2 separate regions of the Homo sapiens genome follow, and region 1 is linked to region 2. Evidence: chromatin loops called from intact Hi-C (ENCODE). Cell type or tissue: Calu3. All regions are shown on one strand.

Evidence for each region. Hi-C counts contacts between places; a loop is a spot of excess contacts. Peaks named below come from ENCODE experiments on the same cell type or tissue, not always from the same donor. Only the 100,000 strongest peaks of a DNase experiment are listed, where the experiment ranks them.
Region 1: it touches region 2 in a loop (2.6-fold over the local background); 4 of 110 quality-filtered maps call a loop at or near these places.

The regions. Positions count from the first base shown.
Region 1 is chr6:44,665,184-44,673,183 of GRCh38, forward strand. No RefSeq gene overlaps it. Among named protein-coding and RNA genes, the nearest start is that of MIR4642, 230 kb to the left of the region's middle. RefSeq lists enhancers at 1,924-2,432, 3,451-3,958. In Calu3, CTCF peaks have their summits at 3,139 and 3,346; DNase peaks (open chromatin) are centred at 3,138 and 7,888.
Region 2 is chr6:44,922,509-44,930,508 of GRCh38, forward strand. All of the region lies in intron 10 of SUPT3H (SPT3 homolog, SAGA and STAGA complex component), which reads right to left. Among named protein-coding and RNA genes, the nearest start is that of MIR586, 270 kb to the right of the region's middle. RefSeq lists a silencer at 7,590-7,791. In Calu3, no CTCF peak of the experiment used is centred here; a DNase peak (open chromatin) is centred at 3,123.

The DNA.
Region 1 (8,000 bases), 260 kb before region 2:
TCCCAGACTATTGCCATTTGGGGTATGTGCCTGCCCAGTGACCCAGGGTACACTGAGGGGCTTCGCTGGGTTGGCCCAGAGTGGCCCTCACACAGACTGCGGTCTCCGGGGGCTGCCTGGCCACCCTCCTCCCCTTCCTTCCCAGACAGCAAGAGCAGACCACCTAGAGAAATGCTCACAGCCCAGCCCAAAAGAAATTGCTGCAAGCCTAATTCACAAAGGCCATGGGCTGGGCTAAGGGCAAGTGGGGACAAAAGCAATGGAAGCTTTGTGCATTTTAGGATTCAAAGCCATCAACCAATGCTCAAAGAACTCCTGTGCTCATCAGCCCCCACACTTGAGCTGCACAGCAGAGAAAGACACTGAGGTGCAGAGAGGAGCCTCATGTTCTGGCCCATGAGGAAGTCAAAGCAGAAAGAACCCAGGTGTCCCCTCCACAGCACAGGACTCTTTTTGGGGCCAGCACCGCCCTCCAAGGAAGAACATGGCTGGGGAGTGGAAAACTGTTCTGGGCGGCACAGCTCCTCTCTGAGAGCACAATCTAGAAGAAGCTGGAATTTGTTTTCTTTTTTTCCCTTTGTCTCCCTAATAATTTACCCCTAGAGGAAACTTTTACAAATATGAATTACGTAATGCGCACAACAAAGTGTGCATTGGGTGATGCAAAATCCCTTCGTTGCCATGGGGGTATGTTTGCTTGAGTACAAACAGGAGCATGATCGGGGACGGCTCTGTGTGTGGGTCTGTGTGTGTCTGTGTGAGTGGCCGTCCCACAGCGGGCCCAGCACTATGATCTCTGAACCATTGTGCTGGCTTAACAGTTTACCCATTTCTCCATTCCACCGTGTGCTTGCTGGGCTACAGTTTTCTGCATTATGATGTGTTCTGCTGCACCTTAAAAACTGTTTTCTTTAGACAGGGTGTTTGCTGTTTTATATGGGGCTATTGAAACCAGCCCACATGTAGGCCTTGGAAAGTAGTTTTGATTCCCAGGGAGAGGGAAGTGTACCAACTGAGGCAGCTTTCCCAGAGGTTGTGGGGAGAGGGGGCTTTTCAGGTAAGACCTGCTAAAGACACCTGGACACTTTCCCTTGTCATTTCCAGGAACATCTTAAATCAGTTTGAACATCTGCAAGGCTTTGAGGATGGTCAAGTCAGGGCCTGGTGGGGAGGCTGGAGGAGGGAAGAAGCCCAGATGTCCAGCCTTAAAAGTCCTCTGTCTTAACTCTTGGAAGATGCCCCCAATCCAGCCAGGCCCACTCCTGCCTGCTTCTACCACCTGTTTTAGTACCAAGGTTTTAAATTTAGTTCAGTGTTCATAGAGCAGGGGCAGCTGAGTATGGAGCAGGGCAGGGAACGGTGGAGAGACCAGGGTGTTGCTTTTTTTTCAGACAGGAGGCCTGGCTTTTGTCGGGTGTGAGGAGGGACCCAGGTGTTTTTAGGCAGCCCCCAGAGCAGGCCTGGCTGTCTGGAGTGGATTTCAATTCTCATTTGCCAAACTACACTTTCAAGAGGTGTCAGATATCGAAAACCTCTCCCCCAAGCCAAAGCAAGCATTTGGGGAAGGAGAGGCACAGAAGGGGCTGCGGACGGTAGGAGAATATGCTGGCTTTTAAATTGGGAAAGAGAAATGTTCCTTCACATAGTGTTCCACGATGGGTATTTGTTTTTAAAATAATTGGTTAAGCTGTTCATAAAACCAGGTAAGTCTATTCTGCATTGCAAAGAAGACTGGGCAGAGCCTGGTCTTCCTGGCACAGGTGGGATTTTTGTAAACCAGAGCTTTACAAGACAAGGGCAGGGGCTGTGTCCTGGTGACCTGAGATGACCCACTTCTTAAGGGAAACCCAGAGGAGGAGAAGGAGGGAACGGCAAGAAAAGGTGTGAGGGAAGCATTGGAAGGAATGGAGGAAGGAGAGAAAGAGGAGAAGAAGGGAAGAGAAGGAGAAGAGGGAGAGGATGAAGGAAAGCAGGCGTGAGCACAAGTTTCTAACTCTGGGGTCTCAGGCCCCTCACCTGTATGAAGGACGAGGCTGGCAGAGCTTGGGAGCCCCAGGCTGTCTCAGCACCTCCATCCTTAAGCATCAATAACTTCATTGACAGTTGCCCCCTCTATAGGGTTCAGCATTCTCTCTAGTGACTCATGAAAGCATAAAATCAAGACATTCTGGGAAGCCAAGGGAATCTGGTTTAAAATGTGTGTTTGGGGAATGGAAAGCATTAGAAGAATGCTTGTGTCTGGACTATTCTGTTGTTTTCATCCTCTGTTTTCTCTTCAAATTAATGGATGAGTCATGGTCGTCTTTAGGCCTGTGAAATGCCTCCACAGGGGGTGTTGGGGGAGCTGGGATCTGACAGTCGCATTTGCTCCGGCTTTTTGGACTGTTCAGACCTGTGGCTGTTTTCCTCTTCCTCTTTCTATGTGTCTCCAGAGAAAGGATCTTTCCCATTAATAAGCAACACAACTTGAATGTGTTTCTCCTCCCTCCTCCTACCACCAGGACTAGACCGCCCACCTTGAATAAAACCCAGCCAAGTTACAGGATTTGCAGGCCAGGTTCCCCTGGATCTCTGCATGGTGCAGAATCTGGGAGGCCAGTTCCCATCTAGTTGAAGCCCTTCCTTTGCCCCACACACCTTTGATTCATCCCCCAGTGTCTGCCTTTTGTCAGTTCCCCAAACCAAGGGCACCCCTTCAGAGTGCACAGAAATAGCTTGTCAACCATCACAGGGTTAAAGAACAAGGTACAGCAGAGCCCCATTTTGCCGAGGTGCCTTCCCTCTTTTCTCCCTGCAGGTGGGCCCCTCCCTTCTCTTGCACTTCAAGGACTCCGCTCCTCCAGGGCCCACTGTTCAGCCTCCTTGGCCCTGCCCTGCTAAGCCTGCTCTGGCCCCACACAGCGCTGAGCCCCTGGGACTTTCACAAGCCAGCCATGCCCCATGATTATCTCTTGAGGGAGTCCTTCTTTCCTCTGCCTCCATAAAACCAGCTGTTCCTGAATGCTGGCGTTAGGAATGTGATATGTGATAATAAAAGGGACGAGAAAGAGAGAAGAGGGAGCATCTCATCTGAAGAGCTCTGCCAGCCTTCCCAAAGCCCTTTGCAGTTCCTACCCCTGCCGACAGATGGCTAAGTGACATCCTTGACTTGCTGTGCCGCCACCACCCTCACCCTGCCTCCAGCGTCCCTGGGGAAAGAGACCAAGACTTCTTTCATGGAGTGCCTACTATGCACCTAGAGTTTTTCATTATGCCCCAGGAACCCTGCCATTGAATCAGGAAACCGCTGAGGTTCAGGGAGGTTACTAAGCAGCCCAAGGTCACCTACCCAGAGAGGGGGCAAGCCAGATTCACTTCTGGATTCATCAACCTTCCAAGCAGGAGCTGACTGCCTCCTGGGCCCCAGAAACATCTTCCCAACCTCTAACTCATTTTTCTTCTTCCGGAAGACAGAACTGGCAGCATCCACGGCCCACTGCTCTCAGAGTCCTGGCCCACGGGCTCAGTCTTGAAACTACATCTTAGCTTGAGGCCAAGCGGTCTCCTGTGCCCAGATGAGACCTGCTGGGGAGGGAGTGGCAGAGAGGGCTGGAGAGCTAAGCCTGCCCCATCCCCCGTACCCGCATTTCCCCCTCTCTCCCCATCCCAGCCAACGTCCAAAATGCCTGAGTTTGTTGTGCCAAAATTAGGCAAAGAACATTTATACCTTATTACCAAGCCACATAGCAACAACTATGCAAATGATTAATTATGCATCAGATAACCTTCGCTGTACGTTTGATTTAATTACAACACTAAAATTCCAAATACATATATTCCATCTTTATAGATTCTTGCTTGTTGACTATGGTCATTTACTCAAAATAAATTGAGGGAACATTGTTTATACATGCCAGTTTCAAAGCCAGTAGAGAAAAGCTGATGTTTATGTAAGATGTGATTATAAAATAATGACTGTGTTTTTTCAGCAAACAGAGTAGGACTCCAAAGACATTCCACTGGAAGGCTCCATCCAATTCCAGTGGAGTTGCCATCGCTCAAGTTCCTTGTGGCATCTCTTTTGGAATTGCCTTCAGAGTCCATTTGTGTGGGCCACATGGAAAAAAAAATAAACCACTCCGTCCCACCTCGTTATTGACCAAAAAATTTCATTACCCAGTTTGATTACTCACCTAATTCACTGGGATTGGCTTCAAATGATTTTCAGTTGCTTCTAAATATCAGATCAACCCTGAAATGATGAGAGTTAGCAGGCTTTGAAGGACATTTCCAAGTACACTGAGCAGGCTCTGAGAACAATCCCAACAGAGTCAGGATCCAGGCAGCGTTGGCGGCGAAGTCAGTTTTGAGCTGAACCTTGAAGGATGAGAAAGCTCTGAGTGACCATATGAGCGCTCTTCAATGTACCAAGTGCTTTTTCCACCTAGCCCTTCTTTGGAGTCTCGCAGCAGTGGGAGGTGTTGTGATGATCACGCAATGGTAGGTGAGGGATTTAAAGGCCAGAGGGAAATCATTCATCCCAGTCCCATAGCTAGAAGACAAATAACAGGGCTGGAACTTGAAATCAAGGCTTTGTGTGCCTGCATGCATAGTGTCCACCTTCCCCCAATGTCCTGCAGGATCTCAGGAGGCAGAAGCCAGTGAGTAGGCTGGGCTGCCTGAAAGAGAGGAGTCCTGTAAACAAGAGGAGGAAGGCAAGGCCAAGGTGGTAGTTTGGGCTGGATTCTGGGAAGCTGTTGGTGCCAGGTTAAAGAGCATGACAGAGATTGAATGCTGTAGCTCCTGGGCACAGACCAGTGGTGGGGACAGCATGGGACCCCCCAACATTGTTGGCTCTTTCCAGACCTGGACAACAAGGGGTTCTGAGATGCCCCAACATGGTGAACACTGCAGGCTGCTTCACTAAACATCTGCCTAAACCAGCCTCTCTGACTTTCCCAAATATGAGGGGTTGGTTCTCTGCAGCCAGAGTTACCTGCTAATGGCGCAGGTATAGCAAATGGCAGCCTCACATGTGGCAGGAAAGATGGCAGCGAGCAACATGAGTGGTGGCCAAGTGTGGGTACATTGGATCCCCTGGGGACATGTTTGTTTTTTCTGGAACCATCCTGACTGGTTCCCAACATCATGGGTGTAGAGTTTCTGCTGAAATTGTCCTGTGGTGTGGTTGGGTATTTGTCTAGTCTGCATTGTTTTTGGTTGGGCAGCATCCTGGCTTGGTTCCTGGGCCTCCCAAGAAACTTTGCAAACTCCCACATACTCTGTAATAAACTCATTTTCATGTCAATAGCTAGAGTAGACTCTGTTGTCTGCAATTAAGCACTTTGTTCAATCCATCCTTCCGTACATTGCACAGATGTATTCTTTTCTTTAAACAATTTATTCAACATCTACTAGTATCAAGTTTTGTGTTTTGACTTGCATTTTTCTTGTTTAATACAACAACTGCCTTGTGACATAGTACCTACTAAGAGAGGAGTACACTGAAGCTCAGAGAGGTTAAGAAACATAACTCAAGCTGCAGAGCCAGATTTGGGCAGATTTTCAAGTTGTCTACCATTTTCCCATGACCTAAAGGTCTGAGAAAAGGATGCACTGGTGAAGGAACAAAGGTGTGTGTGTCTTTTTAAAGACAGGAGGTCCAGCGGGCCAGAGCGTTTTGAGAGGCCCTGACTGCACAACCTCAGGACAGATTTGATAATGAGAAACTGAGGCAAGGACCAGAGAGAAGGCTAATTTGGGCCCTTGTCCTCATTAGGTGCACCCTATCTTTGGGTGTGCCTTGCTTACTAATGGTGATGGATTCTGTAAAATGAGGCCAGATTCCTGTAAATTGAGATATGATTTTAAAGACACTTCGACAGCTCACTATTCACAAGACTACTGCAGAACCTCCTTTTATCATGGGAAGAAGCCTTTTGTGATCATACTGTCTTCTCTGCTTTCCTTTGTAATTCAAGATTTTCACAGATGGAGTCAGTGCACAGTGGGGTCCACCTTCCTTCTCTGCAGCCTCACCAAGGCTTCCCAGTGCTCTCCGGGCAAAAGGTTAAGGCAAGAGGAAGGGGAGTGTTTTAGTTCCAAAAATATCCCCTCTCTTTGAAGCAGGTGAATTCTTTCTATGCTTAGTTCTTTGGAACAAGGGTTGAAAGCCCAGGGCTCAATCCTTTCTTGTTGCAGAGAAATGGTTTGATCAGGGCTAGTCTCCATTTCTCAGCAACAAGGAACTGAAAACATGGAGGGCAACGATTTACATCAATGTGTTCAGCCTTCCCACTTCAGGTTCCCTCCATGACTTCTGGTTCCCCCCACGGCTCGAGGCAGGATGCCTCCCCTGCCCAGTGGGAACAGGGTCCCCAGCAGCCAGAGGAGTGCTCCTGGCAGCTCTGGCCTGGGACGGCCCCTAGGAGGCCCCCTCCCAACTCCTCCCCTCCTTAATTTCCTCACCCCCTTCACTCCCTTACCCCCTCATCTCCTTCAGCATCCTCACCTCCTTCACCCCCTTGCTCTCTCACCCCTCACCTTACTTATCTCTTTACCCCACCCTCCACTCCTCCCAAATTCTCCTAGCCCCCTTACACCCCTAATTCCTCTAATGTCTCTTACACTCTCAATCCCCAGCCCCTCAGTTCTTCTCTCCCCCTCCTCTCCCTCAGCCCCCCACCCCTCCCCTCCCTTACACTTCCCCACCATACCCTGCTCCCTTTGCATCCCTGCACCTTCGGCCCTGCACACAGCTGCTTCACCTCATCCGCAACCAGTTCCTTTTAGTAGAGGCTGGTCTGATGAAAACCAACCCAGGCCAATTTTCTGTAGATTCTGGATATGATCATTTCTATTGCAATGAATAGAAAACTTAGCTCAAAAACCGACTTGAACAGTAAGGGAATAACATATTAGAAAATGCAATGGAAAGGCCAGGAGTGGTTCAACTTGCAGGAATGGTTTGATCAGGGCTATGTCTCCATTTCTCTGTGATCTGCCCAGTTCTGTCCTTTTTGATGATTTGGCTTCATTTCATCCTGATTTCTCAGATGGTGGCAAAACAGCTGCAATTGTTCTGGGCCTCACATCCGCATACCACACTGTGGAGTGTGAGAGAGAGAGAGCTCTCCCACCCCACCCCCAAATATTTAACACGAGTCCTGTGCTTCACTCTGATTTAGCCAGCCTCAGACAGACATTATGGCCAGGAGAGTGTCAAGCACTGATGGGCTTGAGCCTAAGTTCCTTCCCATCCCGGAACAAATAAATCACTGTGGCAAGGGGGATGAAACTACATGGACTGGCTTATGGAGCTAGGAGAGGGATGATTTCCACCAAAGCAGCATGCTGCCCTACTGTGGGAGAGGATGGGGGATGGGGTAGGGGTGGGCTGGGAGCCATCACATTGTCTGCCTCCCAGTGACCTGGTCTTTGGTCTTAGGTACAATCTGAGCCTCAGGGCGTCCTAGTGAAAGCATGGCATTTAGATACTGACAGACCCTATTTGGATATCAGATCTGCCACTCTCAGGTTAAGGAAGCTTTAACAAGTTGCTTAATCTCAATGAGCCTCAGTTTTCCCAGCTGTAAACTAGGCATAATTCTTCCTGCCTTTCAGGGAATTAACATATGCAGGAGAGTCTGCATGGTGCCTGGACCCCACATCTGTCCAGATGCCTGGACAACTGATATGTGGTAACAATAATTATGAGAATTTTTAAGCCACAGATCTCAGGAGTAGGCTGTCTGTTCCCCAACCACCCTACCACTGCTGTCTGCTAGAAGCAAAAAGCTCTTTGTGTTGCATTTGAGCCAGAGGCCAGTACAAAGGTTTCAGGTGACCTGCTGAGCTTCTTCTTGTTCTCAAGTTGCTGGTGAGTCAGGGCCCATGGGCATGTGGCTGATCCCCTCATCTGCCCCCGGGCATCCTAGGAGAGCTTGTTCCAGGTAACACACTCAGAGCTGGCAGGCACACGGCTATGAAAAGCTTTTAGTTCGCTAACAAAGTACTAAGCA
Region 2 (8,000 bases):
CTCTCATCACAGGTATTTGGAGGGGATTTTTTTGTCACACTATCAATAAAACAGTATACAAATGCTTCACTTAAACAAAACACACTTATGAATGTTAGATGTTTCTGGCAATAGTAAATAAATAATCTATTTAAATAGAACTGATATGTTATTTTTCTAATATTCAACTAATTTGTATATAAAATACTTAAAAAATGAAAATAATATTTTTGCTAGGTCAACATGAGCAACTTAATGTACTGAAAGAGTCATCTATCTGAGTATTTATAATCTTCTTGTTTCTTCATAGACTTTAAAGAAGTTTCTTGCCATTTTTACAGCACAATTTTAAAATTTAGAAATAGCTCAACTTAGTTTAGTTTCTCCTGGCTAATCCTTGTGCTGCTTTCATGAATTCATGAGTTAAAAGAATCCTGTAATTTTTTTAAAGCCATATTTTCCTTTTCAGAGTCACTCCAAGGATTTTCTTCATTCGATTTCCATTCCTCCAGAAGACAGCAAAAACCCAGAAACTGTAACAACATTTAAACCTCAAGATTTAGTCCTTTTAGAATATTCCACTCAAAAGGTTTCTATTTGGTATAAATTACCCCTTTCCTTGCACTCATGATCAAATTCTTCCTCTATTCCTCAAGATACAGTATACCTGTTATAACAAAAATAGATTTCTTGAAGTACTACCAATTTAAAAAGACTTTGAAATATATAAACTTGGAGAAAATACAGAGGGATGATTAAGACTGTCATCTTTCATTGCTGCTTTATGTCCCCCATTAGAGAAAAGTGATTTGCTTTTCCAGACTATGTTCCTGAAAATTCTAGGATTCTTTGGAGTATTCTAGGGTCTCCATAGATGTTTGGTTTGAATGTCTATCACAATTTTTGTGCTACTCCAAATAAAGGTTATGTCATCCACTGTTTTATATTTGAACTTTTCATAATTGTTCTGTTGATTAGTAAGTTACGTCTTGGAATTTAGGTTTTGTTTTTGATATTTAAAGCAGCCCAAATATACTCTGAATAAAATTGTGCAAGTAAGTCTATCACCTCAGGATGTATGTCCTGTGCTGAACTAAATTTCAGGTGTTTACTAATAACACAAAGTGAAAGCAGGAAAGAGTAAAATGTGTTTGAACAGTCACTGTATACCACAGAGACAAACATTAGTTATTGGCAATACCAGGATTTTTCAAAACAGAACTGAATAATTTCTTATAAACAAATGTACTGGCTGCCCCAAGGTAAGATATTGCTGCAGAGAGTTTAAATGAGATAAGATCTCTCTTCCCTTCTCCCCACATCTGCCTGCTGATTAAAAAAAACAAAAAACAAAAAAACAATAAACAATTTTATAATAGAACTCCAGTTGGCAATGTAGACTCATGATGTTATGCTTACAATAGCGGAAAATGAAGTTCACCAAATATGGTTTCAATAGACGAAGCAAAATAAATTTAACTCTCAAACTTCAATAAATATTTGTCAGAGAAGGATCCTCAGATGACGGAGATTTTCTTTGTGACATCTTTAAGTAGCTTACAGTGTTTTAAGATTCATTTAAAAATATTTTCCAGAAAACCTTGAAGAATTATGCTGGATAAGAAATCCATATATTGATTCCCTCTAAACACTTTCCAGTTTAGAAATGGAAGCACGTGCCAGATATTGTTAGTGAAACAACTTTCAAACAAATAATTTTTACTATTTCTTTTGCACCAAGACTTTTGCAGGCCTGTATAGCACATTATTAAAAACGGCTGTATTTTGAATCAAACTCTTTTCAATGCTGTGCAATTAAAAATATACAAAAATAAAGTGGACATTAATGGATATAATATTCCAACTGTCATCCATAACTTTGACTTCAAAATACACCTATACTTACTGAGTGAAATTTTAAGAGTGGATCTTCCTTACACAAATACAGACTTAATACCTCTTGGAATACTTGTCTTCTACAGAATTTAGTTTAGGAAATGCTGTAGTTTTAGAATAAAACCACTGAAAGAGTTAAGAATACAGGTCAACCAATAAAGAAAAAGTTTAATGGGTAGGATTAGTAAGAATTTATTGAAGCCTATGGTACCAGTAAGCCATAGAGTATTTAGCTGCTGTACACAGAAAAGGCTCTGGTGATTAAAATTAAAAGTAATTAAATTAAATGTTTCATATCTTTCTGGGAAATACTCACTTTCAGGTTATTCTTATATGATAAATATGCTACATGTTAATTTTTTTCCTTAGGATCAGTGGCCTACAGTTTTAAACATATGTTTGGTTTCCAATCTGTAATAATAGATTTAGTACTCTCAAAAAATTTATTATGAAAATTTTCACTTCCAGTAAAAACACATATAATTTATTTCTACCCAATTTCTACTTGGTATTTACATTTGAAAATTATTCTAATATTTTGTGACATTTAATTTTCCAGGTTGAACACATAAGATGCAGACAAACCTAATGTGCTCATGACATAAATATTTGCAAATATGAAATTCTAGATCAAAATGATCAAAACAATCTGCCATGCCACTTTTGTTTTTAAAAGTTCAATGTGAAGAATTCTTTAAAAATTTTTCATATTTTCGATCCCTATTAGTCCATTATGAACATCCCTAAACTAATGATATGAAAACATCTCTAGTACCCTCTAATAAATTTACATCAAAGTAAATGGGCACAGTAATCTGAGAGTCAGGAGGCTGGATTCTAGGGTTAGTTCTGTCATGCACTTGCAAAGTGTCTTTGGGTACAGCACAAAGCTTCTCAGAGGTCCAGACTAACTGGCTAGCTCAAGTCCTCTCCAGTAAGGACTAGAGATTTGTTTCTACAGATGCACTTAAGGTATTATTCAGGTTAATGACCATGCTTAAATGAGCAATTTTATTGTCTCACTATTCTAGTTCAATAGAAAGTTACCTGATAACATGCAAGTTCAGAGGGTTAACATTTTTCTACTGTGAATATCAGGAGAAACTAAAATAGATTTAGGCATTACAGATGGGATTATGTCATCACACTCGGCAAACACAGTTTCCTTTCTCTGGCTTTCAAAATTACAGACCTGGGTTTATATCAGCAATTTACAGCACTTCCCATTGAGAGCTAGGCTTGAGTAGGTAACCATGGGTACCACCCACTGCTTGTAAATAGTGAAGATCTAGATAAAACATGTCTGACCACCTTCCCTGTGACATAAGAGAACACTAGACTACCCCTCAGAGTTATTTTCTCTGAGAGAAAACACCAAATGCTCTAATCATAACATTTTAAAATGCTCTTTACTTCTAACCCTGAACAAGTAAATTCTAAGAATGTTTTTGTTAAAATCATTACCATTACCATTCAAAAGCATTTGAATTTTTAGGTTGTGAAAAAAATATTCTTCAAACAAATGCCAATGAATTTTCTGATGGGACAATTCATTTAAACCTTTGTTACACCCATTTTTAGACCCTGAGGCCCTTCCTCAATATTGTATTCTTTATATATTCAGGTAGTACATACAAAACATTATCAATAATTTTGGAAAATAATACAGAATAGAAAACAGAAAGACCCGCGATACGCTTGTAGTAATTTAACAGATGATAAATAAAGTAATCCTAATAAATAGGAACTGGATAGATTACTCATTTAATTGATTGGCATATTTTGATATTTAGTTTTTATATTATAGAAACTCTCATTCCATATATTAGATAAAAATGTAGAATTATAGTTGAATAAAAAATAATTAAAAATACAGATGTGTATTTAATCTCAGGTTATACAATTTTTTAAATCTTAAGACAACGGAATATTATAGAGGAAAATACCAGTAGACCTAACTACATAAAATCCTATATATTGAAAACATATCGAATTAGAAAAAAATTAAGATAAATGGAGAACTGGGAAAAATACCTGCAACAAACCTGACAAAAAGTTTTACTGTTCATGACTGATAAATGTCTTAAAAATTTTTTTAATTACAAAAATTTATTCACATAAGTTAGTAGATTCATACAAATAAATCTAATGCCCTACAAAAAATGGCAAAGACATAATTCAATTCAAAGAAATACAAATTATTAGTAAATATATAAAAATGTTCAATATCATTAGTTATCAAATACAAATTAAAACAAAAATATCCTATCACTCACTAGCTGTATGTTAACTTGGGAAGGCTAGTAACAGTCTGTTAGTTTTCTCATCTATAAATTAACAATAGTTTCTATTTGTTAAGGTCGTCATGAGGCCTGTGTGAGTCAGTACAGTGCAGTGCATGATGCATGAGTGCTCAACAAATATTAGCTGCTATAGTTGCTACTTTATTTTTGCCTGGAAAATGACAAAAATAAAACTGATAATATTCAACGCTGATTTGAGTTTATACTCTCATATACCACTTATACAATTATGAAGTCATTCATGTTTTCTAAGAATTATTTTGGTAAGATTATCAGGAAATTTAAAAGGTCCAATCCTTTGATCCAGGAATTTCACTTCTAGTAATCTATCATAAGGAAACAACTAGATAGATGGATAAATATTTACATACAAGAATATCCACTATCACTATTTATAACCTAAATAAAGAACAAAATGGAATGGTTAAGTGAATAAAGGTACAGTTAGATGTATAATGTGTATTATGAAGCTATTACAAATCATGTTTTTAAGGACTACATAATATACTATAAAATGATAAGTAACAATATTAGAATAATCTCAATTTTGCTAAATTATTAATATGTATATACAAAGAAAAAGGGCAGGATGAAAAGGTAGTGATATATTAACAGTAGTTATCTCTAGGATGTAAGTTTTATTCTATTCTTTATTTTTCTATATTTTCGTAATTTTCTAACAGTAGCATTTCTTTCATAATGAGTAAACTGAAGAAACTTTAAAAGTTGAGAAAAATAAGCCCAGTAATTAAAAAATGTATCAACTTTGATATATTCATCAATTTCTGAAAACCTTTTCAATAACTTATGCAAATATGTAAAATCACAAACACTGAAATTGAAGAAACTTTATAAATTAGGTCACCCATTTGTTCTTTAGATTTCTGTTCCACAGAGCTAGTATGCAAAACCTAGCTGGTATGCAAAAAATCGGGTGGTAAGTATGTACACTCAGTTGCTAAGACTTATTTATGATGATCAGTGATTAAAAAAACAATTATATTCTTTAGCCGTTATTAATCCAAAGAGTAAAAATGAATATTTTCAGGAACAATAATTTTTACATGGTATTTAAATTTCAATGGTACAAACTATTAGTCCATAAACAAACCACATTATTATTGAAATTTTTAGTTTTTTTCCGGGCTTATAGAGTAAGGCCAGATAGGCTCGGTGTGTACATATGTGTGCACAGGCACACGCATTTGAGTGTGGTTGAGTGGAATGGTTTCCGCTTACTTTGTATTATTTATGTCTTTTAAAAAATATACCATAGCTACTACTACTTCCACTATTACTAATATAATTTATTAAGAGCTTAGTTCTTACAGTACTTCTTAAATCCTATTATGAAGTATAATCTAATATCCTCACTTTAGGGATGAGGAAACAGCCATAAAGCGGTGAAAAAACCTGTGTAAGGCTACTCAGCTTGTAGGTAGCAGGGCTGGGATCTGGACCCTAGCCATTTAGCTCCAGGATCGAAGTTCTTAATCACCACACAATATAACTTCACATATTATCAACTACTATGAATAAAAATGCAATATAAGATGGCAAGCATCAAAATCACTCAGGACATTCTAGGTTGCAAAAGCACTCTAGAATACTGCAGATCATAGAATCTGAAGTGATTTTTAGAACTAAGAAAAACAAACAAGAAGCAAAAAAGTAAAATTAGTTTCTCTAAAGGTTCTTTAGAGTGTGTATACAGAAAGTGAGGTACGGTGGGCACAGTTGCAAAAGTGTGTATTTCAGGAGAAAGTGTTTGAAGCTAGGGGTTGGAAGGCCTGAATCTTAGCTCTGGTTTAATTTAATTTAATCTAATGAATAGCTTGACTTAGGAAAATTACTTAAGAAGGTAAGATACCTTCTCTTATCTTCTGTGTAGGATTGAGAATAAATGAGAATACAGAAAAGAAACAAGGGCCGGGCGCGGTGGCTCACGCCTGTAATCCCAGCACTTTGGGAGGCCGAGGCGGGCGGATCACGAGGTCAGGAGATCGAGACCACGGTGAAACCCCGTCTCTACTAAAAATACAAAAAATTAGCTGGGCGCAGTGGCGGGCGCCTGTAGTCCCAGCTACTCGGGAGGCTGAGGCAGGAGAATGGCGTGAACCTGGGAGGCGGAGCTTGCAGTGAGCGGAGATCGCGCCACAGCACTCCCGCCTGGGCGACAGAACGAGACTCCGTCTCAAAAAAAAAAAAAAAAAAAAAAGAAAAGAAAAGAAACAAATCACCAATGAAAACCAATATGCCAAAGAGAGTACTGTTGTTAACCACTGAGTGGGGACGGATGGTGTGTGTCTCCACAGCACACATGAATGTGGTGTTCACAGGTGTGTGGCAGGTGACTGATGTTTATGCCATTCTCCCTGTGTACTTCCTACTCCAGGAGCTACTACAATTCAAAGCATTGTTTGTACTCTTCTCCTTCTTCCCCAGCTAACATGGCTTTAAGTATTCCTTTCTTCTATCACTTTAAATAATTCCTAAGGTGAAAAATTCACTTACAATTCTTTATATAATGAATTATATTCCTGAAATTGATCATGTCATTTGGTATAAAATTATTTCAGAAGTCATAAAGTAGACAGAAAGATGACTCGCTAAAAGCAGATTTTTAAATATAGTATCTGAATTATGTTTCCATGTAAACTATTAACAATATCAAATTATTGGTAAATGGATATATATATACACATTGTTATGGGTATTCTAAATTAGATGTTACATTTAAATATATACCAAAAACTCTAGATTTGGGATGACATGCTATGAAGACAAAATCTCTATGCTTCATAAATATAAACTAGTTGTTCATTGGCATTTTAATTTATGAAGTACATTTTACATTGGAGGCAAGTCAGTTCAGCCTTTCTGTATGAAAATATAGGTGTCAATCTATGATTACTATAAAAGCAGTCCACATACCTTTTCTCTTGTTAGGAGCTGCAGCTCAAAGCCAAGGTGGCAAAGTGTCCCCACTGCAGCTTAAAGTACCATGTCAGGTCCTCAGAGTGGACCTTAGGGAAGTGAACATCAGCATCCCCAATCATGGTAAGTTTCTACCATGAGCTCCCTTTTTTTTTTTTTTTTAGCAGCTTGAGGTATGTGGGAGCCAAGACAGGGTGGCCGCGTTATTGACACACACAGTCTACAAATCCATCCCATTTTAATGAGATAATTTTTAACTTTAAAAGGAAGATTTATGTATTATATACCCTGAAACCTGTGTCACCCTGGTCATGCAATTCATGATATAAAAAAGCATAGGTAGCCTGGGCGCTGTGGCTCATACCTGTAATCCCAGCACTTTGCGAGGCCGAGGTGGGTGGATCACCTGAGGTCAGGAGTTCAAGGCCAGCCTGGCCAACATGGCGAAGTTCTACTAAAAATTACAAAAATTAGGCTGGGCGAGGTGGCTCACGCCTGTAATCCCAGCACTTTGGGAGGCTGAGGCAGGCAGATCATGAGGTCAGGAGATCGAGACCATCCTGGCTAACATGGTGAAACCCCGTCTCTACTAAAAAACACACACAAAATTAGCCAGGCGTGATGGCGGGTGCCTGTAGTCCCAGCTACTCAGGAGGCTGAGATAGGAGAATGGCGTGAATCCGGGAGGCGGAGCTTGCAGTGAGCCGAGTTCGCGCCACTGCATTCCAGCCTGGGTGACAGAGTGAGACTCCGTCTCAAAAAAAAAAAGAAAAAAAAATTATTACAAAAATTAGTTGGGCATGGTGGCAGGTGCCTGTAATCACAGCTACTCAGGAGGCTGAGGTAGGGAGAACTGCTCGAACCTGGGAGGTAGAAGTTGCAGTG